Linked DNA regions of Homo sapiens: all the other regions are linked to region 1. A link is a loop called in an ENCODE intact Hi-C map of the cell type or tissue named here. Cell type or tissue: PC-3. All regions are shown on one strand.

Region 1 (5,000 bases):
AAGTCATATTTTAAAATTAGTTTTGGGGAGACAATTCGTGGGTCTCTCACATTTCTGCATGTCTTACAAACAGAAGCACTAGCTATCTTTGCTCTCAGCTGTCTTTTCAAGGAGGCCTTGTATAGCATGGGAAGACAGTGATAGGATCTCCTTCTGGACCAATGGATAAAATTGCTTACAGCCTTGAAAGACAAAGATAGTATCTCCCTCCACAACAAGAGACATATACATGCATGCTGTACAGTATAATAAAAATGACATTTCCTTCCTAGCAAATAGCAAGCATGCCAAGTGCCAATTACAAAAGATTCAGGTTTCCCAAGGTCAACTTCCTCTTTTCTAACACAACCCACTGTATGTTCAGATGTCACTTGGTCACCTTCTCATTGCCTTGGTGGATTAGGGCTGGGGAACTGGCCCAAGAGTGCTTATATTCTGAATACTACTATTGCTATGAATAATAAAATCCTTTGTCTTTGATACAGAAGTCTCATGTCTTCTTCCAGCAATCATAGCAAACTAATTTGTTAGCTTGCAATTTGAGTAAAACATCAGACCCTTCTCAGTTCATAACATGAGTTTTGCTAAAAGTGCATTAAATATGAAGAGGCAAGTGACATATGCATTTTTAAAATATTTTATTCAAAAAAATTAAAATTTCTTTTAAAATCAGGCTCATAGCATGCTGCATTCCCTAACAGCAGATTTATTCAAGAGTTACAGAGTGGTTTTATTTCATATTGTATAAGAAAAAAAGGAATCACACTCTGATTCATATAAACTCTTTTATGACTTCTCCTTTAAGAGATGAGCTTTTTTCAGTCTATGCTAATTGAAGGTTTTCAGCCTGAACTTTCTCCAATTGCTTCCTCTTAATTCAGAAGTGTTCTAAATCTACACTAATCCTTTCTCCTTCTCTTTTGTTCTAGAAGCATTGTGGCAAATCCTTGCAAACTGGCCCCAATGTGTTATGCGGCCACATCTTTGTGCTTTTCCTAGTTCTCTTTCTTATTGAATCTGCCCTGCCCTGTGACCTGCAGAGTACCTTCACTTGATCTTGGAATATGGCAGAAATGATGCGTGAGTCTCAGTGCCTAGGCCTTAAGAGACTCTGCAGCCTTCTCTCACTTGAACCACCATGTGAGAGGTCTGGGCCATGCTGCTGGAAAGGCCACACGGGAAGAGACACACTACGGGATGAAAGAGCATCCACGGCGTTTCAGCCACCCAAGCTAACACAGTCAAGGAGTCAGACCAACCACCTTAGATCCTCTGCTCCAAACTGTGCCACTCGAGATGTGCTCAGCTGAGACGAGTAGAGCAGAGAGAAGACATCTCAGGGGAGCGCAGCCAACACACAGAACTGTGAAAAATAATAAAATGGTGTTGTTTAAGCCTCTAAGTTTTGTGGGGCTTCTGTTTTGTTTTGAGACAGGTCTCACTTTGTCACCCAGGCTAGAGTGCACTGGCGTGAACACAGCTCACTGCAGCCTAGAGCTCCCAGGCTCAAACAATCCTCCTGCCTCAGCCCCTCAAGCAGCTGGGACTACAGGCATGTGCTCCCATATCCAACTAATTTTTTTTTTTTTGTAGAGACAGTGTTTCGCCATGTTACCCACACTGGTCTCAAACTCGTGGGCTCAAGCAATCCCCCTGCCTTGGCCTCCCAAAGTGCTGGGATTATAGTCACTGTGCACCTATAAACTATGAACCACAGCGTCCGGCCATGCCTCCAAGTTTCTGAGGATATTTGTCATATGACAATGCATAAGTGAAACAGACACAACTGTCCCTCTTCTTTTCCGAGACTTGCTCCTTCTGAACTGTTGAGACCCCTCTTTATCTTTCCCTAAAGTCATCATTACCCTGTTTCTCTACTTGCTCCTTTCACTTGTCCTATAATGTACTGTAGTTTCCTCATCCAAAGAAATAAAAGCACCCCTGTAAACGATATTTTCAGGGAACTATTTATCTACATGCTTCCATACACCAATAATTGTCGAGAAAAAATACACTCTACGCTCATTTTACTTCATCTTTACTTCCCATTCAATTCTATCCTCTGGCTGTGCTCTTCTCTTTCTACAGAAAGTAATGGCTTAAAAGCCACATAAAACTTGCTAATCGCCAGTCCTGATCCCAACCCTCACGCATTCGGAACCGTTTAGCATTTGACTCTTGTAACCGCTATATTTTTCAAATTATCTTATTGGCTTCTATGATGATAAGCACCCCTTATTTTCTTGTAACATCTCCAGCTACTCCTTCTTAACATTTTTTTCCAGCTCTTCTTTCTCATCCGACACTCCCCCGAACCCTCTGCTTGAGGCACATCTGCTGACTCTGTCCCCTCCCACTTCTCTGTTTCTTCTAAACTCTGTGATGTCCCTGTCTATGAGTGGCTCAATTCTGTAACGTCAATGACTAAAGTCTGTAATGTTGGGTCCCATGACTGTATTTATTTATTCATTTATTTATTTATTTTTTATTATTATTCTGAGATGGAGTTTCACTCTTGTTGCCCAGGCTGGAGTGCAATGGCATGATCTCGGCTCACCCCAACCTCCACCTCCTGAGTTCAAGTGATTTTCCTGCCTCAGCCTCCTGAGTAGCTTGGACTACAGGTGTGCACCACCATGCCCGGATAATTTTATATTTTTAGTAGAGACAGGGTTTCTCCATGTTGGTCAGGCTGGTCTCGAGCTCCTGACCTCAGGTGATCCACCCTCCTCGGCCTCCCAAAGTGCTGGGACTACAGGCGTGAGCCACTGTGCCTAGCCTAAGTTTGTTGAACTAATTATTGAGTGGATTTAGATCGTCCCCTGAGTTCAGCACTCTTGCTAACTTATACCTATTTGTAAACACTAAATTTAAAATAGGTTTTAAAGAATAGAAATTTCCACATCAGTTTGTTTCATTATGGCTGTGATCACTGGTAGATTTCCTCCCACAGATTCCTTTGGAAATCCTGATAAACCTTGGACCATATCACCACAAGTGGACATAATTACAATTACATTCTGGGTGTTCTTTGTACACCCAGGTTAGCCAAAGTCCATGTTTCTTCTTCCCTTTGCTTATAAATAAAACTACTGTTGCTACGGATGTGTCATCAGAAATATGCTACCAGGAAGTAAAGGAACAACCATAAAAAATGCAACCCAGTGAAAATTGAGCAGCTCCATTCCTGCAGTATATAATTCTGTTTAAAAGAAGATTTCCTGCAGGAATGTGGGATGGAGCCTAAAGTTAAATGACAATGATAGTTGAGTTTGTTGAGAGAAAAGAAAGAAAGAAAATATGAGCTTAGAAGCCACCAAGCCCTTACACGGTGGAATTCTATCGTGATGAGTACTTGAGTACACGAGATAGTCTAAACACTTTCAACTAAAATGATCAGACTTACAGGGAAGACCTTTCACTACATCAAGGAGCAGGAAGGAAGGAAAGATATTGTCAGCTTTTGAAATTCCAATGTAAACAAAACATGGGAAAGTCTTTTACAGGCCGTGGCATACGTTCTTTCTTTTTCCTCTTTAAAAAGTAAAGACGCTGCTTTCCTTAATAGTTAACTAAACCTGGAATGTTTATGACTGATTATTCTGAAGCGATTGTACTCCCCAATCCCTGAATGTTACAATCTAGCATAGAGCGACTGGAAATGGAAAAATAAATAGCCAGGGAAAAAATAACTTGCTGCATTAGCTTTTCTCCCAGAGAAGAATTTGAAACCTGCAACAAAACTAAATGGGGGCCTTCTTCTTCCTTTCTAGGAAGAAAATTCAGGATACCCAAAGACAACAGCCACTCCGACAATACTCTGGACATGCTGGGCTCATAGATAGAACTGAGGGTTTTTTGTTTTTTCCTTTATTTTTTTTAGCCAACTTTAGAAGTTAATCATGTATATGACATTATTATTTCCCCTATTGCCTCAAATATCAAGGGGCTAATTATGTGTTATTCAGACTCGATTTTTTTTCCTGTTCTTTTCCTCTGGTTGCTATTTAACTGGTTTCTGTTTATTAGCCTTTTTATCAGAAAAGACTGACAGGCTGGGGAAAAGGAGGCAATAAAATAAACCAGTTAACTTAGTTACTCAGAATTGTAAGACTTTTTGTAGGAAGCATCTTCTGTTCCATGAGGGAGGGCAAGGATTGACTTTCACACTATCTTCCCAGCATCTAGAACTGCCCGGCGCATGCTAGATATGCAACAGATGTTTCTCAAAGTAAGGGAGAAAGGTGAGTTAAATCAGACCTGGGGATTTGTAGATTACCTAAGATATTCTTGTCTTCCATTTGTATGAATCCTGAGAGTTGGCATCGGTAACAGCCACGAGACATACCTCAGTCTGTGCCCAGCAGTGTCACAGGTTAGCTGTTTGGCTTTACAGCATGGTTGTGACTCCCTGATCCACATCCAAACCCCAGGCTGCTTCAGAGTTTCCAAGGTAGGAGCTTTCAAACTGCTTTTACTGCAACCCAGAGTAAGAAATAAATTTTCTATCAGTACCCAGTACACACACCACACCACAGAGAGAGAGGTGTGTTTTGAAAACCAAAAAAAAACTTTCATGAAATAACACTTAGCCTTACTATGTAAAATATACTGGTCTGTTCTAGTCTATCTCCTTTTTGAGTGCTGTTTGCAACCTACTAGATTAATTTCAGACCAATGAAGAGGTTGTGACCAACAGTTTGAAAATGACCCCTGAGGACCACCTTAGCCAGGCATGAGGAAGGAGGAATGATTGCAGAGTGTGGCAGAGAGGTCTTAAGTCGTATTTCTGGTGCAGAAGATCCATGGAGGAACAGCATCTCAACATCTCTCAGCAAGTGACTGACTTCTAGACCTTCCAGGGCTAGGTAAAAGAATAAAGATTACAATGGTTTCACCAGTTCTGGGTAAAAGAATAAAGGTTGTGATGGCTTCAGATGGGTTTGAAGTTCACACGGCAGCTCTGTAACCAGCCAGAGCCCACGGTTCTTCACAGCAGG
Region 2 (5,000 bases), 150 kb after region 1:
CATTATCAAACCAGCCAGTTGTCAAGAACGTGGACACTAAAATAAAATGCATCTGTTCAAACACCAGCGAAAGCTCTTATAGCTGTACAACCCTGAACAAATTCTTTAATTTCTGGTGTCTCACTGTCCTCATTTGTAAAGTGAAGCTAATAATTTTAGCTACCTTATGGTTGTGTTGTAAGGATGAAAAGGGTTAATGCATTTAAAGCACTTAGACCAATGCCAGGCACCTACTTAAGCTTAGCTCGGTAAAAGTTAGCTAATAATGAAATACACATTCATTCTGTGGTAAGAGACCAGCAGGATTTGCTTTCTGGTCATAACCCTGCTGACCAAAACAGGATCTGGTCCAGAGAGGAGAAACTGAAGAAATCAGCAGAAACCAACAGATGGCAGAGAGGCTGATCCCTGGCTGCCCTCATTGCTTAGTTGCATAAGATACTTCCACCAGCACCATCACAGTTTACAAATGCCATGGCAACAAACCAGAAGTTACCATCCCTTCCATGGCCACCACCAAGAAGTTACCATCCCTTTCCTGGAACATCCTAAATAACCCACTCCTCAATTTGCATTAACCTGCCCCTGAGTTTGCATAGAATTGAAGTGTGTAAAAGTGAGTGTAAATATAGCTGCCAATAGCCCATATGTTGCTGACTCTGGGCCCACTGCCTATGAGTTAGCCCTGCTCCACTAGGAGCAGTACCAGTCAATAAAAGATTGCTAACACTACTGGCATGTCCTTGAATTCTTTCCTGAGCAAAGCCAAGAACCCTCCTGAGCTAAGCCCCTATTTTGGGGCATCAATTCCACGAGTACTTGTGGAGTGCATGTACATGATGAACACTTTTGCACACTGGAGATATGGGAGAGAACAAACTATACAAGATGATCTTCCTCAGGGAGCTTATATTCTAAATATTCTCTAAGTGGATCAATAGCTCAATACTCCAGTGTACCATAGTTAAATACTTCCATACAATCAGGTATTCAGAGTTCATAGCTTCCCGTTGTTACAAATAGCATTAGTAACAATCAAAATGTCTGCCTAGATTTTGAATTTTTTTAGAATGGACATCCAGAAATTGAACTATTGGGTCAAAAGTTTCCGACATTATTTCAAGGAATATATACCTGGTCTTTAAAATAATTCAGTTAGCATCTATCTGTAAAATATAAACATGTAAATGTATATCAAAATGTAGTGAAATAAAGTTTACTGAAAATATTGTTAGTTCATTTTGGAAATTAGATAAAATTATGATTCCTGACACTCTAATTTCTGACCACGTAGAGAATAAATTTAGTCTTTGGTAAAGTATACCTAAGACCTAAGCTAAGCTAATATAGTTCGTTACACTGTCCTCAAAGAATAGCTTTGCACAGCAAAATCTTTTCTGGAGGGTAGAGTTTATGTACAAGTGATGTACTGTGATTGGAGAAAATTGTGTGAATTTCCAATATTCAGATATATGTAAAAGCTTCAAGAAATAATATGTTTCTTGGACACAGTGAGGGGAACAACACACACTGGGGCCAGTTGGAGAGTGGGGAACTAGGGGAGAGAGAACATTAGGACAAATAGCTAACGCATGAGGGGCTTAAAACCTAGATGACAGGTTGTAGGTGCAGCAAACCACCATGGCACACGTATACCTATGTAACAAATCTACACGTTCTGCACTTCTAAAGTAAAATTTAAAAAAAGAAGAAATAATGTGTTTCAAAGCATGAATGACCCATATTAAAAAAATTTTCAGTGTCCTACTTAACCACAGACAACTTAGATTGTGGAATACCACACATTCATGGGTCAGAAAAAAAGAAATTGAACCATGTAGAAATTGAATCACGCCTGTAATTCTAGCACTTTGGGAGGCCGAGGCAGGCAGATCACAAGGTCAGGAGATCGAGACCATCCTGGCTAACGTGGTGAAACCCCGTCTCTACTAAAAATACCAAAAAAAAAAAAAAAAAAAAAGAAAAAAAGAAAAAATTAGCCTGGGGTGGTGGCGGGTGCCTGTAGTCCCAGCTACTCGGGAGGCTGAGGCAGGAGAATGGCGTGAACCCGGGAGGCGGAGCTTGCAGCGAGCCGAGATGGCGCCACTGCAGTCCAGCCTGGGGGACAGAGCGAGACTCCGTCTCAAAAAAGAAAAAAAAAAAAAAGAAAAGTACCATCCGAAGTTGGTTAAGGTGTGGGGAAACAGGAATTCTCATATGCTTCTGGTGAGTGTGCCAATTAGCACAACCTTTCAAAAGGCAGCTACTGATTAGCAACAAGGGTTTGGCATCAGGAAGGCCTGAGTCCCACTTCTGGTTTTCTTACTTACTGGTTATATGACCTTCGTCAATATTTTAAGTCCTTTAAGCCCCTTTATCTTTATTATTATGATTATTTATTAATTTTTGTAGAGACCAGGTCTCGCTGCCCAGGTTACTCTCAAACTCCTGGGCTCAAGCAGCCCTCCTGCCTTGGCCTCCAAAAGTCCTGGGATTCCAGGCATGAGCCACCATGCCCAACGAAGCCTTATTTTCTAACCATCTTTAAAATGGGTATGATGATAACACTCAATCTGAAATGCTGTCATCAAGACTGAGACACAGAGCTCAGTGCACTGTAAGCATTCCTAAGTTTGGTTTTATTATGATCATGATTAAATATTCTGGTTTGCCAATACAAACAAAAGCCTTTAAATTAAACATTAGCTTTTGCCCCAGAAATTCCACTTTTAGGAATTCAGCCTAAAGAAATAATTAAGGACACCCACAATGATTTAACTGCCAGAACATTGTGGAATTCCAGAATCATAATTCTGAACATTGGCTGTGTGTGTTCAGTCCTGGAGCTGGAGCCAGAAGGTACAATGAGACACTGTAGTGACTAGGTCTTACCTGCTGTTCACAGCCTTTCTCTGATTCTAAGTAGAATGAAGAACATTAAATTTCGATTATGAGATTTTATTTGTTTGATGACTTCATGATTTTGATTATGAGAATGATCTGGAATAGCAGACTTGAAATTTAGAAGAAAAACATTTAAAAATAATCTTCTATTTGAAAGTTTTATTGACGCTTTAAGTTTGGGTTTTTTCCTCATCTCCAGTGAAGAAATGCTTTTAACTGACAATAATTAATAACAAGATTAGCCCTAGGAGAGTGTATACTTTGTATAATTTCCTAAACCCCATGTTAAAAATCCACTGGTTTGTTTGTTAAACATGCAGATCCATGTTTTCATCCCAGGCCAGCTAAATCAGAATCCTGGACAGGGGCTTGGAAATCTGTCCTGTTTCAAAGCACCCAGGCTATAGTTTCAGTTCCAGTCCCTGGGAAATGAGGAGCACCAGTCCATCAAGGAGAGCAGTCCAGGTCTTCTCAGGGGGTTGGAAGGTTCAAGGCTGTGGACAGTCATGGCATTATTTGAAAAGAGAAATATAGAAATGAATTATTTATAAAGGAAAATAGAAATAGATTTTTTATTGCACTGTTCTTGCTTTCAAGGATCTATTAGATGACTTGAAATAGTGTCACTTACGCCTGCATCTGTTTCTGCACATGGAGTTTACAGGATTCTAGCAGTGGGTCTTTCTTAAAGAGTTTCATCGACAAAGAATGTTCATATAAGCATTTCATTCTTTGAGGGGCACTTTCTTGTAAACTCTTATATCCCTTACAAAAATCCAGCAGCTGTCCAGCCTAGCTCTGGCAAAGGGTTTCATTTTTCTCTCTCCACTCTCTTCACTGGTGTAAGCCTTACATTTATTGTCAGAGATGAATGCAATTGAAAGATTGGCTTTCAAAAGGCAAATATGGTCCACTCCATGGCAACCATTCTGTAGAGCTGAGGAATCTCTTCCGCATTCTTTCTACATTGTGAATTATTTCTCTTTTAGGTTGTTTAAGATTACAAAAAAAAAGAGTTTAATAATTCATTTTAGCTTTAACATCACTTTCTCAAGCAAGTCAACTTCAAAAAAAAGTCAGAGTAGCCTGTTAGTAACCCAGACTGTCTGATCATAGACCTGTTAACAGAAGGTGGACCTTAGAGACCTGTTAAAAGAAGGCGGACCTTTGCTTTGGTGCCTTCCATAGACAATGCCTTGAAAATCAGGTGTTTAAAGATGACAGTTCAAGAAAGCTCCCGATGGAAGGCAGAGAAAGAGGTAGTAGTTCCAGCAAATATGAAATTTCTTAATTGAACAAAGGTGTAATATGTGCATGGAGGCAACTCATATAATGTTAGATATATGTGTTTTTGTCTATATAGTACGATATGAAAACATATTAATCTATATAATTATTCTGCATATATGTTAAAAAGATTTTACATTAATGACAAAACAATTTTACTTTCAACGAAGTTTTGCTTTTCTTCTATATTCTAATATCCAAAATCCAGGCTAATATGTAAAATCTGAAAGCATGCATTTTTTTAATTCATCTTGGACAACCTGGCACCAACTATCCCAGCCACCCTACCTCATCTCCTGTTTTCCCCAGTCACACCTACCCACCTACACACAAATTGCCCATATGTAAGCAGGTAAAATCTTCTGATGCAATTCTCATTAACTGTAATTCCCTCTCTCCCCTTTCAGCTGTCATATCCAGATCTTAACCTGAGATTCCTCAGCTTTACAAAGGGCATTACGTTTCTGCCCAGTGCCTCCCTCTGTCTCTCACAGTCCAGGCATCCTTGGAGCAGTAGGCCAGCCTCCTAGCCTGGAAGAGTGAGAAGTTCCAGCCAGGGTTCAAAGGAGTAGTAAAACTCCAGGAGAATGTTCTCTGAAGTGTGCATCTGGGAATCTTGGGACAGAGAGATGGCCTGTGGGAGGAAAAGATGAGGAGAGCTAAAGTGGGGAAGCAAGGAGGGGATAGAGCAAAGGGATGGCTGTAAAATGTAGCCACAGCTGGCCATGTGTGCCAAGAGCCTGGCATTAAGCCCCTCAGGCCTGCATGCAGACCACAACCTCTTTAGGCAAATGGGGAGGCTGGGAAGG
Region 3 (5,000 bases), 270 kb after region 1:
AAAGTAGACTGAATAGCCATTTTAGAATCTTAAATGCCTTCAGCCCAATAGACTCCTCCTTTTTCATTTCTTGTTCTATTTTAGTCCACAGTAGTAAATAACATAAATTTGCCAACTGATGGCAGAAGCAAGAACATTAAATGTATATTTACACACACACACACCACACACACACACGATCTACTGTATTGTTTCTAAAAGAATTCAAAGGTTTCGATTTATGAGATAATACTGCATGTCAAACTAGTATCGTTATTTTTATTTTTATTTTTATTTTTTTTTGAGACGGAGTTTCGCTCTTGTTGCCCAGGCTGCAGTGCAATGACACGTCTTGGCTCACCGCAACCTCCACCTCCTGGGTTCAAGTGATTCTCCTACCTCAGCCTCCCAAGTAGCTGGGATTACAGGCGCCTGCCACCACGCCCAGCTCATTTTTTGTATTTTTAGTAGAGACGGGGTTTCAACATGTTGGGCAGGCTGGTCTTTAACTCCTGACCTCAGGTGATCTGCCAGCCTCGGCCTCCCAAAGTGCTGGGATTACAGGCATGAGCCACCATGCCCGGCCCAGTTATTTTAAAGAAAGGCTAAATTGCAGAAATTTTGCTTTTTATATTAAACTCGTTTTACAGCTTTTCTTTGTATATAATAGGCAAAACAAGTAATATTTTTTTATTATTTTACAGTAAATTATATTTTGAATTAGATTGTTATTTAAATCTTTAGCCTTTAACATGTAAAGTTTCTTATACACACATTAGGCTCTCAAGGTATCATCAAGATGTGGAAATATTAACATCAGTCTAAATCTAGTATTTAATGAAAACGAGATTAAAAACAGGTAAGTTCAAAAAAGTTTTTAATTGAAGGAAGGAAACAATCTACATATTATGAGCTCTCATAGACAACTTTTTAAAAAAATAAAACATTTGCAGAAAAATGGAGCAGAAAGTAGAATGCTCACATAACTCCCTGCTCCCTGCCCCAGCTTCTCACGTTGTTGACATCTTACATGAGTATGTAAGATGTTACAATTAAAGAATCAGTATTGGTACATTGTTACTAACTGAAGTCCATAATAGATGCAGATTTTCTGAGTTCTTACCTAAGGTGCCTTCTGTGGTCCAAGCTCCCACATGACATTTAGTTACGTCTCTCTGGTCTCCTCTTGCCTGCGACTGTTTCTCCTCCTTTGCTTGTCTGTAATGGATATCATTTTTTATAAGCACTCACTATTGACCCGGCCTTGAACCAAACACGTAACAATTCTTTGTCCTTAAAAAGTTTGCATTCTAATAGGAAGCTTACAATCTACTTTTAAAATTTAATTTTAAGGAAGAATTGATGTTTTTAGTGATTAACATTTAATATGACAATTCTGAGATGTTTAGTCTTTGCATAATTAGCAGGAAAAATTGAATAACCGTTTATAGATTAATTGCAGCAACAGAGATATTGGCTCTCTAGTGTGTTGATGGTATGTCTCTTCTTTTTCCGTGAGTATTGTTTTCATATTTGGGAAAATGCTTATTTTCAAAAGAGTTACCCTGTTTACGCTGAGGGTATTGAATTGGAGAAAAGAGTTTCTGTCTGTTGTTGCCTGTAGGGAAAATATCGTTAAAATTATATCTCACATTTAAGTTTTTCTTGTGATTGAACAAAGCAGCTTTTAATACAATTGCTGCCTTAAGCAGTTGTATGAAAAGTTTAAAACATTAAGTATGTGACATATCAGAAAGGAGGGTAGCGTTTGCAAATTTGTGTTGCTGGGTTGTTGCTGATGATAGGTATTTCTGAGAGTCAGAAGTAACGAGGCTTTGTTGAAAGCCTTGGCATTAAGGCTTGATTGGGGGCCAAGACCTGTTAAAATAGGAAAATTCTAGGAGGAAAGGTGTTCTGTGGCCATGGGAATTTGAATCAGTTAAATTATTTTTGGCAAACATCATAGCTATAACTTTATTTTTGCCTTAAAGATTACTGTGTTGCAAGAGTCCTGTTCCACCTGTGTCAGCGGGAGGGAATGCTGGCCTTTCCTGATCAAGGACTATTCCTTAACAGCAGCAGGGGCCAGCAGTGGCGGGGAGTAGGAGTTATTATTGGAAACTGTGATTTACTTTTGAACCGTTTATTGGAGCAACCCTATAACCTTTGAATAATCAGGCTGTGGAAAGACAACGTCAGTATCCGTTTAGTTAAGTAAGTGGACATTAATGAATCCTTCCATACAGAAATTTTGCTGTGAGCTCTATTTTCAACTATCTTGGTTAAGCTCTTTTAGAAATTACATTTTTCCCCCTTCAGTCTCGTTCTCCACTGGATGCATATTTAAAGTGAGTTTCCATAGTGACATCTGGTGGTGGTTTTGAAATCCTGGAGAGTATGTTTGGAATGATAAATATTCTTACTTAATAACTCCAAATTTCCGGCTTCTTTCGGATTTTTCAGGTTATTAACAACTTCACTGTATTCTCGAGGTTGGAAAGCTAGGCTTTCATTCCTTCCGTAATGCTTCATTCAGGTAAAGCCGTGATTTCTGATGGCACTGCTGAGTGGCACACGTAACAAGCGTGTCTCAACCTGTCTCCTGTGCTCCAAATCTGCGTCATAGCATCACGCAGCAGCATCACGACCGCTCTCACTGCGTGTGCACGGCAACCTCCTGACGGGAGTGGCGACAGAGTTTCCCTGTCACCCCTCTCACGGCTCTGTTGCTCCCGGCATCTGGCTGGAGGGAATCCTGCGGAAGGCCTGGGCTGCAGCCCTCCCTCCTCACAGCCTGGGCGCAGGCACCTTCTGGCCGCATGCTGTGTTTGCTTTCAGAAAGGTAGAAGGAGGGGAGCGCAGAGGGGAGGAGATGCCGAAGACAGGAGGGAGACCGCAGAGAAGAGTTTGGGGGTGGATATACATAGGTGCCCAAAAAGGTGAGGTCGTGAATATGTGTAAATAGAAAGATACCTGTAAAAACTATAGTTTTTGTTGGTTCCTTTTGTCTCCAGGGTGAGTTTATAACCCACTATATAAAAAAGTACTTATTGAAAGTTGATAGGTAGACATTCATGGATAAAGAGAAATAGACAGGGATAGAGGTTTGAGAGTGACCACAGTTTGATTCACATCCAGTGATGACTGGATGTCTTTAGTTTTATTTTTGTTTTTCTCTGTGTTAAAGGCACTAATTAGAAGTCTTCCCAATGGAAATGTGAAAATTTGTTTCTCTCTATGGAATTGAGGTAACTGCTAAAGTTACAGAAGAAATCAATCTGTAATCTGTAAATGCCAGTCGTGGCTTTAGGAAGGACTGGTGAAAGCATGATGAAGTGTAGGAACAAGAACTGCTAATGACTTAATGAGTAAAGGCAGCTTCGGTCATACTTGGAGACAGCTGGTGTGTCACTCCCTGCAGAAACCAGGACTCCCTTAAAGAATGGTTTGGATCGTGATGAACCCCTGATTAAGGAAGTCCTTCACTCTGGATTCTGAACTACACCTGTTTAGCTTCTTGGAGTTGGACAAATCATTTCAACGTTCTTTAAGAACAAGGGAGTTGCACTGGAGGGTTTTGAAGGCGTTCCCAGTCTAATGCTTGATTTTGAGATGGCGAAGGCTAGCTCTACCCCTGGTCTTTCTTTGCACATTATCTAGACTCTCACTCAGCCATCCTGGACCTTCGTCTTGCCTCTGATTCAAGATGGGAAGCTTCGGGGTTTTGACCTAGAGATCTCGGGCTAGTGCCATAGGTCCACTTTGGAAGTTTCTGCCCAGGGTTCTTGAGGAGTGTATCATGCAACTGGGCTGACAGATTAAAAAGCGGAAAACAAAATAACTTGGCACGCTTAAGGCTTCCTTCCACCCACTTTGTGCAGTGCCTATAATAGCGCCTAGGTACTGAACCCCAAAACTCTGAGCGGAATCCTCAGATCGTCTCCCGTCTGTTGTCCTGCATGCATGAGGAAGACCCTTCCTTCCACACTGGGAAACTCCTTGTGGCCTTTCCTCATGGTTATAGCCCCACCAGGTCCCCAGCACCTTTGGTGTCCGACAGTGTTGCTGTTGATTGATAGTGGCAACAGCCCACCGCTCAGTGGAGAAGACCCTGAGGCCTGGAGTCAGACTGTCCGGCTCAGCTCCGGATCCCACCAGTTAGCTGTTGACCCTGGCCTTGTTTCCTCATCACTCCAGGGCTTAAGCAAGTTTCTTAATGGATCTAAGCTTCTCTTTCCTCATGTGTAAAGCTGGGATGAAAATCATGCAACTTCCATGTTCTTTCAATGATTTAATGCACATAAAGCATCTAGTGACGTGATTGGTGGACATGAGGGATCTGAGGATTTTGGTTAGAAGATAAGATTCTTCGGTGTGCCCTCCTCTCCCTTTGGCAGTTGAAATTTACTTTATAGTTCTCCGTAAGTTGTATTCAGTGATTTTTTATCTTACAAAGAGGTAATAATTAAAATGCATCGAAGCAGAAGCTTATCTCAGCAATCACGATAGGCATTATAAAAGTACACAGTCATGAATTCATGAAATAGGAACATCCAGCATCTCACTCATTCATACTTACTATTTTAATTGCGAATTACACAATCTCCGATATTTGAATAGAGTCGCTTTGTTGCCTCAGTCTTAACCTTTAGTAATATCCGTAGATTACCGGGGAGGCCGACAATCCCCTCCTGATGGACATGACTGTCCCCCACCCCCTGGTTGTACAGCTGATGGGTCGGTGGGGACCAGCAGATGCCATCTCAGAATTGCACACTGCAGTCTGGACGCTTACGGCCCGAACTAGAAATAAGGCACGACGGAAAAATCATAGCTGTTTCTATCTGTAATTGCAAACCTCAGATGTGAGGGTGATATACTTCCATTTCATAATTCTTTTTTCCCTTGAGATTAGAGAAAGCTATTGTGTATGAGTGAACATTTAATACATTCCTGCTGAATACTGACATGTAGAACAGGTGGATGAAATAGGAAGTTTGACTCATCTTTCCCAAATTACC

What was found. Hi-C counts contacts between places; a loop is a spot of excess contacts. Peaks named below come from ENCODE experiments on the same cell type or tissue, not always from the same donor. Only the 100,000 strongest peaks of a DNase experiment are listed, where the experiment ranks them.
Region 2: it touches region 1 in a loop (7-fold over the local background); 2 of 110 quality-filtered maps call a loop at or near these places.
Region 3: it touches region 1 in a loop (4-fold over the local background); 6 of 110 quality-filtered maps call a loop at or near these places.

What each region holds. Positions count from the first base shown.
Region 1 is chr4:186,935,289-186,940,288 of GRCh38, reverse strand. All of the region lies in intron 1 of LOC102723906 (a long non-coding RNA gene), which reads right to left. Among named protein-coding and RNA genes, the nearest start is that of FAT1, 210 kb to the right of the region's middle. RefSeq lists an enhancer at 4,319-5,000. In PC-3, a CTCF peak has its summit at 2,982; a DNase peak (open chromatin) is centred at 3,088; H3K4me3 peaks cover 1,021 bases; H3K27ac peaks cover 2,412 bases.
Region 2 is chr4:186,788,567-186,793,566 of GRCh38, reverse strand. No RefSeq gene overlaps it. Among named protein-coding and RNA genes, the nearest start is that of FAT1, 67 kb to the right of the region's middle. In PC-3, no CTCF peak of the experiment used is centred here; no DNase peak of the experiment used is centred here.
Region 3 is chr4:186,666,981-186,671,980 of GRCh38, reverse strand. The region is part of intron 2 of FAT1 (FAT atypical cadherin 1); the gene reads left to right. Among named protein-coding and RNA genes, the nearest start is that of FAT1, 54 kb to the left of the region's middle. In PC-3, CTCF peaks have their summits at 2,160 and 2,359 (motif pointing left); no DNase peak of the experiment used is centred here.